2 separate regions of the Homo sapiens genome follow, and region 1 is linked to region 2. A link is a contact called in ENCODE Hi-C or POLR2A ChIA-PET data. All regions are on one chromosome and are shown on one strand. Each heading gives the region's core, a stretch centred on a gene start or an enhancer-like site at or near the end of the contact. The rest is flanking DNA. Distances are from core to core; before and after follow the strand shown. Region 1 holds the start of SALL4 (spalt like transcription factor 4). Region 2 has its middle 48 kb from the start of LINC01429.

Evidence for each region. Hi-C counts contacts between places; a loop is a spot of excess contacts on that map. ChIA-PET counts read pairs that join two places held with the same protein, here RNA polymerase II (POLR2A). Pooled maps may share reads with other maps.
Region 1: a loop to region 2 is called in a map of Caco-2, with 4 times the contacts of the local background. The contact joins the promoter of SALL4 here to the enhancer-like site in region 2. A Hi-C loop is called at or near these places in 2 of 168 maps with a recorded cell type or tissue (Caco-2 and Calu3) and 2 of 50 pooled maps. POLR2A ChIA-PET finds 5 or more read pairs at or near these places in 6 of 52 experiments (AG04450, Caco-2, H1 and 3 more).

The regions. Positions count from the first base shown.
Region 1 is chr20:51,799,136-51,804,414 of GRCh38, reverse strand. It overlaps SALL4 (spalt like transcription factor 4), which reads left to right and starts at 1,894. Exons shown (of 4, transcript NM_020436.5): 1 at 1,894-2,136. The coding sequence starts at 2,007. RefSeq lists enhancers at 1,548-2,189, 2,833-3,475, 3,991-4,040, 4,188-5,111.
Region 2 is chr20:51,908,183-51,912,838 of GRCh38, reverse strand. No RefSeq gene overlaps it. Among named protein-coding and RNA genes, the nearest start is that of LINC01429, 48 kb to the right of the region's middle. Within about 2 kb of position 2,443, at least 5 of the 41 ENCODE cell types and tissues checked have a DNase peak (open chromatin) inside an H3K27ac peak, as active enhancers do; they include PC-9, where a contact is called at or near this core.

The DNA.
Region 1 (5,279 bases), core at 645-3,144, 110 kb after region 2:
TATTACTATCACTTGGAGAGTCAAGCGGCACAATTTTGTCTCGTAGTAAGGCTAACATGTTACAACTATCATCTACTAAAATAAATATAAACAACTATATAAATGAAATTTTCCTTAACCCAATAGTATTTTTTGAGCCATAAACCCACTGCACATTCGTTTAGATTTGTAAGTTAGATCTCCTGCCACACTATCTTACACAGAAAAGGTGTTGAGAATATTAGTAGATTAGTCAGCAAGGCAGGTGCTAATTGGCCTTTTTACTCAGTATCAGAATTCTAAACTGCTTCTATGTATTATTAAACCAAATTCTTACCTTTTCAATCTGGCTGTTGGCTATAATTCTGTCTTACTTGCTTTAAATATTATACATAAAATAAGGCAAGACTTTTTCAGAGACTCAAAAATTGAAGGTTAATCTTCCTTCAACAAGTTTTTACTGATGGCCACGAATATAAAAAAGATGATCAAGCTGATTTATTTTCTGCCTTGGGTTGTCCAAATACCCAGGTGAACACATTGATGAGCCCAGCATTCCATTTTGCTTGTATTCCTGATGAGTTTACAAGCTGGGAACGTGATGAATAACTAATCAAGAGAATGCAATGCACAAATGTGGAGGGAGGGTTTATATCTGCACAGTCCCTTACAATGAAGTAAATGCCAAACAAAGACGCATGCCCAGAGCAGTTATGGAAAGACCAATCAAAGACTTAGCAGGTTGATGATTTCATCATTCATTTAACATTTATTGAGCATGTACATTGTGTAAAGCAGTTAGCCAAATTAAGTATACATGAATTTACGGTATAAATGTGTATACATGTAATATATCATATACACACACACAAGCCCCACTTTAAAAAATTCCAGGCATCATGTGTCAATGATACAATCACTTTGAACGATACACCTTTTCTGTAATAATGTGTGTATTGCACAAAAAAATTCCAATAGTGATTAGTAACAACCAGATACTGTGACAGTGCCCCATTGCCATTCCATGGGAGATGCAAGAGCATTGTCTCAGTAATAAAATATGATGTTATCAGGCATTTATGGCTCCTGGGGAAAAAAATGCAATTGCTTGCTGTTTTGATATTATCTCTGACTATGCTTGCTTATCATTTGCCATTTCTATATTTAGTAGCCAGTCATTTTGAAGTTAAAAAAAAATCAAGGTTTGCATTGTAACCACAAACCAGTCTTTGTGAACAGGAATCCTGGAGGCTATTAATCAGCTTTTAAAGGAGGTAAGTCATGGTGGTGGTGGGGTATCTGAAATTTTGGAAGTTCCGAGCTCACTTTAAGAGTTGAGATGGGTGGGAGGGCTGAAAACACCACCATTCATCATTCTTCAGTTATCTCGAGACTCAACTTAAACATTTTTAATCAAAAAGATGGGAGGGGACACGGGTCACATCTCAGGTTTGGGGGAATGTGTGTGCGTGTAGATGTGAAAACTGAGCCAAAATATTCCACTGTGAAGAGATCTCCCTTCTCGGCTGGTGGACATCAACCTTACCAAGTAATCTTTGGAGCAAGTAACTACCAAATAAAGCCGTTCCAAAACTTCTACGTAAGCTCCTACTTTTTAATGAGTACGCATTTCTCCCCATTTTCTTTTCCTCTCCAAGGACTGAGATAGCTGGAGCAAGGATGGGTCCCCCTCTGATTTCGTCCCCGCCCCAGCCAATCTGAGCCCGGATGCTAATTAGCTGCGCTCCCCTGATGAACACGCCTTTGTCACAAGTAGGCCCGGACTACAAAGCCCAGAATGCCTCACCCCTCCCTGATCAATGAGGGCTTATTTAAATGATCTCTGAGGTCTTGGACCCAGGCCAATCAGCTGTCAGGGCTCATGATAAATCGCAATGCATTATTGATAATAATAATTACTGGGACATGCGCGTTCCGGCCGAAGGGGGGTAAATTTCCCAACTCCAGGAATTTGTGGCGGAGAGGGCAAATAACTGCGGCTCTCCCGGCGCCCCGATGCTCGCACCATGTCGAGGCGCAAGCAGGCGAAACCCCAGCACATCAACTCGGAGGAGGACCAGGGCGAGCAGCAGCCGCAGCAGCAGACCCCGGAGTTTGCAGATGCGGCCCCAGCGGCGCCCGCGGCGGGGGAGCTGGGTGAGTGGGGCTGGGGCGCCCGCCCGGGGAGGGGAGCTTCCCGGACGTACGCGGGATCCTCGAGGGCGCAGGCTTCGGGGAGCGGGCGGCGTCCAGCGCAAATTCAGGAGCCGAGATTTGGGGGCTCAGTGCCCGGGAGGAGAGGTCTCCTCCTCTCCCCACCACCCCGCCTTTTGCACATTTCACACTTTTTTCCTCTTCTCCCCTCTTGTGTAAGTTTCACCCCCAGCTTTCTCCCCTAATTGTAAAATTGACCCCCACTCGCTCCTCTGTTCTCGCTCCCGAAAGGTTCCCTTCTCCTTGTCCTCTGCCCCTCACTTAATTGGTTCCACTCCCCTCACTGGTGTTACCCCCCCCCCTTGTAACTTAGGTCCCCCTCCCTCGCGTCGCTCTCAAAAGAAAGAACCCCGGGGGATCCCCACCCTCTCCACCAGCCCCTTGGGGCTTTTCTTGGAGGCTGGAGGAGGGGCGCACCCCTGGAAGACCCCCCGGAGGAGGACGATCTGTTGCACGCGCCCCTCCCGGGCCAAGTGGGGGGAGGGGGCGCGACCTCTCCCCACCCTCAGGAGCTGGGGTGCGGGCCACCCGCGCTGCGCAGGGGATTGGAGGGCCCAGAGAGGTGGGGGAGGAGGGCTCAATGTTTCCCTTTAAAATTTTTTTCTTTTCTGGATTTCGCCTTTTCTGCCCGGGCTGCGCCGCCTGCCGATCTTCGCCCTAACCTTTCGGGGCCTGACCTCCAGCCATCTTTGATTTCCGACTTCCTAAAAATAACCGCGGCAAGCCCGAGGGTGCGAGCCCCCAGTGGCCGGGGTGGCGGGCGCGCGGCAGCCCCACTGGGGTGCACCGGCCTCCCGTTTTGCGTGGCTTTTCTGGAGCGCTCGGCTTTCCACATTTGCGCTTGGGTGTGAAAGGGGAGAGGTGGGGGGCCAGAGCGAACTCCCGCGGCTGACCTGGCCCACGCTTCCGCGGCCAGCGTTTCCCAGATCGAGGGGAGTTCGGGACCCCAGCCGCGCCAGGAACGGCGGGGCCAACTCTGTTCCCACTTCATCACTTCACCGCGGAGGTTTTAGGAGCGAGGCGGTTTTCCACTATCTCGTCTCCATCCCGGCCCGCCAAATTGTCGCCTGATAAGTTTTTAGCGTGCGCGTGGGGGGAGGGGGGATTTGTAGCCTCCTCTCCGGCCTTGTTCGTCGCTCCGCTCCCCGCCTGCTTTCTAATTTCCCTGCAGCAGACGGGTGTGCGCGGCAACCCCGGAGGACTCTCAGAGACCATCTCTGATACCCGGGGTTTCCCGAGAAGACGGTCGCCACTTTTTGGCTTCCGTATCCCCGCCTTTTTGTCGGAGACTGAATGTAATACATTTCCCAAGTTTATAATACGTCAATAGAATTCCCCGTTTAACATTTTTCCAGGGCAAATTAAAAGGATCGGCTTGACGGAGGGGATGGCTGGGCGTTTTCGGGGCGCCGGGTGGTCAGCGCAGCGCGCACCCGAGGTCCCAGGCGCCTGGAGGGACTCTCTTTGTGCCTTGGTTGGGGGCGGGGTGGGGTGGGGGTTGAGGGGAGCGTGAAGGCTTCGTGGCCTGGCCCACCTGGAACAAAAGGGTTAACCCTCAGCCCGCCTGCTTCCTCCGGAGAGGAGGGGCGAGCTCCTGGTTCTGACCCCTCCCCTGGTCCTACGCTGACCTCCCCTTCCCCCTTCATTTTGGGTGGGCGCACACACGTGGGGCTTTTGGTGGTGTTTGGCACCTTTCGGGAGGGAAGCTTGTTACGAGAGGGCTTCTGAAATTAACGATGGTTGGAGTTTGGAATCAGAGTCAACCTGAGCTGAGCTAAAACCTCGGGCCTGGCCGTGCGCTGCCACTGCGATTTGGGAGGGAGGGGAGTTGGCTATTGATCACCAGGGTTGTCGCGGACAGCCCACCCGGCTTGCGCGCGGGCGCCCCCTGGAGGCCCAGCTTGAAGCCTAGCCCTTTGCTGGGAGGCGGGGTCCCTTCGCAGGTACTGGCTCACACCTGGTGGGTGGGACGGGTTGTGGGGGTGAATGGAGAGTGCTGGGCTGGGCCAAGGATGGGTACCCTAGGGGATTCGTGCCGGTCGCCTGCTTGATCGTCGTCTGTGCCCGCTGTTCTTTGCCAAGTGTGGAATTCTTGGTAATAACTCCTGGCGGCTAGAATGTGTTTGCAGAGCCTCCAATTGCCTCCTTGGGAGAGAAGGTTGTTTTCCCAAGCAGTGCGTTTTTAATGGCTGCGTTTGGGTTGTTTGCATTTGAGCTGCCTAAAATTATATGTGTTAGGTATATAATGTAGACATACATATCTAACTTAGATGTATGTATATGTCTCACATAATTTTTTAGAATGCAGATTGAGCTGGTCTTATTTTGCAAAGCCATTCGAGAATGCAGTTTTTGAGGGAGGAAAATGACGTCTGGCGATCAATTAGCAGATCAAAAAATCTGCAGGTGGTCGCAGGGCTAACACTACATACAGGAAAAATTAGCATTTTCTCAAAAGAGTTTCAAATGCCCTTTGTGCTAAACTGGATTACAAACATCAACGATTAGGATTCCCAAGTTTCGAATAACTTCCTATTTCCAATTACTCACCAAAATGACCTACGCTGGCTTAGAAGGATTTTGACGTTAGTTAACGTTTCAGGTCAACTTTCTACGTTAGACTTCATGTGGGTTTCCCATAGGGAGAGAAGCTACAATTTGCCAAACAGCTCCTTTTGTTGAATAAAAATGTGCAGTGCAGAAGCAAATGATACTTTGTCATTCGTGCTGCTGTTAGTGAGCTTCCTCCTGGGCTGTGGGTTGGGGAACCATCTTGGGAGGCAGAAGGCAGTTAGCATTTCCTTTTTTAAAATGTGAAGTGTTAGGTTGATGCCTGGGAAGTCAGGTTTTAGAATGGGATCCGCGTTCCACTGTGGCTGTGTGACTTTCAGCTGTGTAACCTTGAAGCCAGCTTGGTGGCGTTTTCTGTTTTTTTGTTTTTTCTGAGTTTTTGGGTTCCTCCTCTATATAGCAGTGATAAAATGCCCTGTTTAGATAATTTCAACTATAGAAGGGCTACTATGAATTGGGAATGTGATCAGTCTTAATTTTGTTCAAAATACCAAAATGTTTTTATTTGTGTTTAT
Region 2 (4,656 bases), core at 1,194-3,693:
GCGTCAGCTGAGACTGCACGTGAGCTATGTAGTCCAGCCTGCACTTCCGTGGCATCACTCAGCCTGCTGTGTGAAGAACAGGGCATGGGGCAGGAGGCAGCTGGGGAGTTAGCACCACGTCCCGATTTGGACCACGATGGGAGCAGTGGGGATGGAGAGAAGGGTCTGATTCCGAATCCGTTTTAACGATGAAGATGGATGGCTGGGTTGGATGGGAAAGCAGAGAAATCGAAAAGTCAAAGAAATCTCCTGTTTTTTTGTTTATTTGTTTGTCCGTTGTTTTGCCAGTGGTGGGATAGAGTTGCCAGGAGCCAAGCAGGTGAATCCTGTAAGAATGCAGATTTGAGGTTGACCAGGAGTTTGGTGGGGGTTTTTTGTTTGTTTGTTTTGAAATGGAGTCTCTTCTGTCACCCAGACTGGAGTGCAGTGGTGCAATCTCAGCTCACTGCCACCTCCGCCTCCTGGGTTCAAGCAATTCTTCTGCCTCAGCTGCTGAGTAGCTGGGACTCCAGGCACGCGCCACCACAGCCAGCTTGCTTATTTATTTATTTGTTTATTTATTTATTTATTTAGACAGAGTTTTGCTCTGTCGCCCAGGCTGGAGTTCAATGGCACGATCTCAGTTCACTGCAACCTCTGCCTCCGGGGTTCAAGCGATTCTGCTGCCTCAGCCTCCTGAGTAGCTGGGATTACAGGTGCCTGCCACTATGCCCGGCTAATTTGTGTATTCTTAGTAGAGACGGGGTTTCACCATGTTAGTCAGGCTGGTCTTGAACTCCTGACTGCATGTGATCCGCCCGCCTCGGCCTCCCAAGCGCTGGGATTATAGGCATGAGACACTGCACCTGGCCTTATTATTTATTTTCTAATACATTGTTAGGAAAGACAGTCAGACTTTAAGAAAATGGATCAACTCAGGAGAAAACGAAGGGAAGAGCTGAGAGACTAAGCCTGGGGTAAGAGGCTAGTGAGATGGCAGGAGAAGGGCAAGGAGCTGAGACTGGACCTCCCGTCCTTCTTTTCTCTTGCTCCCAACCTCACTCTTCCTGCTTTCCTTGGTCTCCCCAGCATCACCTGCCACCCCGTTCATTTCCATGGCCAAACCACCCCTGGGGAAAAAACACAGGAACACAAGCTCTGCCTCACAGCCATAATACAATAAAAAGCTAAAACAACCACAGCTCCCATTTATTGAGAATTCTCCTGGAAGTACAATATACACACACCCACACATCTATATATAAATACACACACACACATATCTATATATAAACACACACACACAATTACATGTGCAATATATACATATGCAACATGTGTACACGCGTATGTATACACACATGTATACCCTTAAAACAACCCTATGAGGTGGGGACTATTATTAGCCCCATTTTAGAAATGAGGACATCAGGTACAGAAATGTTAAGGAACTTGCCCAAGGCCAAGGTGGAGGAGGCCTGGGTTTAGACCCAGACAATCATATTCTAGATTCTACCTGCTTAACCATGATGCGATATGTTGGAAGGGTTTTAGATGGGTGAGGAACATCCTTAGAAAGCATTCTAAACAAGTGCCCATTTGATTTAGGGTATTTATGCATCTGGGACTATCTCAAGCCATAAGTTCTTCTGATTTCATAGTTTTTCAAATACCAAAAAACACTGTACCAACAAAAATGTTGGTATTGTAGTTTTCAAAGAATAGTGCCTTATTAAAAGGGATATTAAAATCTCAAAAAGTAGCTTTGCAGTGAGTAATGGCTAATGACAAATAAATTTTAAAAGGAAATGAGGGTGGCTGTTTGAGTAAATACAGTCCTAGACAAGGGGTGTGTCGAGAGCAGGATTGGAATTCCACAGAAGTCTTTTCAGCGTGGCTGTACAAGAAAAGGAGTCCTTAGCCTGCTATTTTATGTTTGATCATGTCCTCTTGTTAATAAACTTGCTGTGCTCCTATTTGGCAAGCTCCTGGCTATGCTGTAAAAAGGCATTGTCCCCAGAACGTATTTAAATTTCAAATGCATGCCCAATAAAACCGAGCCCAGCGCTGGTTAAATTCTCTGCATAACTCAAGGGGTTATTTCATTTCACTCCTGCTCTTAGGAGTTCTGCAATTGGGTTTTGTCCACCAGCCCCTGCCCCCAAGCCTGTCTTTCTTTCTCTCTGCAATCTGCTAGCGGCAATTAGCCTCAAAGATATACCTTTGTGCTCTGGTTTGGTTTAAAAAGGCATTAATCTTGGTTATAGGGAGAACACTCTATGCTAATGTGTGTTTTATTTTCAGCAAGTCTTATTGATCTGCACTTTCAATTCTTCCTTATTAATGTCCAGCAGCCCAACTTTTAAAGGGTCAAATTTCAAAGAGACTACATCCTCTCCTTGGGAAGTACTCCCCCCTCATATTTCTGGAAATGCAAGTAGAGTATCTGGCCCCTAATCTATATGCATGGATTGAGTCATAGAAGGCTAGAGGGTGCTGGTTCCGGCCCTGGAAGCTAAGGATATCCAAAGGAGAATTTCTAAAAGTCGTCACTGAACTTTTATAGAACGCTAAGAAAAAAAAGAAAACAGAAAATCACCTCTGAATTTGCAAATCTCTCTCTTTTGTTTTGGGACTATCTAAATGTAACTTTTCAATAGTTGCCTACCCCAAATGGTTTTCTCCTGCTATTTGTGGAAATTCCAAAGTTAGCCATTAGTCATTGGTGGCTATTGTTAATGACAGTAATATAAACTGAAGAGGAAAAAGATGATTCCAACCTCTAAACTTAAATTTTTAAAATACATTTCTTGTTTTGGAGTAATTTTAATTTCACCAAAAAGTTACAAAGACATTGTATTAAGAGTTCACACATACTCTCTACTCAATTTCCCCAGATTTTGACATCTTACATACCACGGTAACTGAGAAATGAACATTAGTAAAATACCGTTAACTGACCTCTAGACTTTATTTGGATTTTACTGATTTTTCCACTAATGTCTTGTTCCTGTTCTAGGATCTAAGATGCCACATTGCATTTTTAGTGGTTTCCTTTTTTCAAATCTTATTTTGGTTTTATTTCCGTTGACCTCCCCAGGATACCCCTCCCTCCTTCCCTCCTTTTTTTGGCCATTCAATAAAAAATCACAGAAACGTCGGCCGGGCACAGTGGCTCATGCCTGTAATCCCAGCACTTTGGGAAGCCAAGGCAGGTGGATTGCTTGAGGCCAGGAGTTCGAGACAAGCCTGGCCAACATGGCAAAACCCCGTCTCTACTAAAAATACAAAAATTAACTGGGTGTGGTGGTGCATGCCTGTAATCCCAGCTACTCGGGAGGTTGAGGCACAAGAATCACTTGAACCTGGGAGGCAGAGGTTGCAGTGAGCCGAGAATTGCACTACTGCACTCCAACCTGGGCAACAGAGTGAAACTCTGTCTCCAAAAAAAAAAAAAAGTCTCTTAAATAAAACCTTATTGTAAATTAATACGTATGTATTCTATAAGATGTTGGACAAGGTAAGTAAACAATAAAAATCACTCAATGATGGCTCACGCCTGTAATCCCAGCACTTTGGGATGCTGAGTCGGGTGGATGGCCCGAGGTCAGGAGTTCGAGACCAGCCTGGCCAACATAGTGAAACCCCATGACTACTAAAAATACAAAAAATTAGCTGGGCATGGTGGCACATTCCTGTAATCCCAGCTACTTGGGAGGCTGAGGCAGGAGAATCACTTGAACCCGGGAGGCAGAGATTGTAGTGAGCCCAGACTGCGCCATTGCACTGGAGCCTGGGCAACAAGAACAAAATTCTGTCTCAAAAAAAAAAAAAAAAAAAAAATCAGTCAGAATCTTATCCAAAAATGACAAGTATTATCTTTCTTTTCTTTTTTCTTTTTCTTTTTTTTTTTTTGAGACGGAGTCTCGCTCTGTCGCCCAGGCTGGAGTGCAGTGGCGCGATCTCGGCTCACTGCAAGCTCCACCTCCCGGGTTCATGCATTCTGCTGCCTCAGCCTCCCGAGTAGCTGGGACCACAGGCGCCCGCCACCACGCCTGGCTAATTTTTTTGTATTTTTTTAGTAGAGACAGGGTTTCACCATGTTAGCCAGGATGGTCTGGATCTCCTGACCTCATGATCTGCCTGCCTTGGCCTCCCAAAGTGCTGGGATTACAGGCATGAGCCACTGCGCCCAGCCACCAGTATTATCTTTCTATCCAATTTCCTATGTATAAAAGTAGCTATCCATCCTTCCAATTTCCTATGCATAAGAAAGACATGTGCATGTCTTTTACAAAAATGGCATCTTTTTTTTTTTTTTGAGTCTGAGTTTCACTCTTGTTGCCCAGTCTGGAGTGCAATGGCACGATTTCCCAATCTGAAGTACAACGGCTGCAACCTCCGCCTCCCGGGTTCAAGCAATTCTCCTGCCTCAGCCTCCTGTGTAGCTGGGATTACAGACATGCACCACCACACCCAGCTAATTTTTGTATTTTTAGTAGAGACAAAATTTCTCCATGTTGATCAGGCTGGTCTCGAACTCCTGACCTCAGGCGATCCACCTGCCTCAGCCTCCCAAAGTGCTGGGATTACAGGTGTAAGCCACTGTACCCGGGCATGGCATCATTTTTAATATATGTTTGGAAATTGGGTTTTTATCATATTAAAATATATATA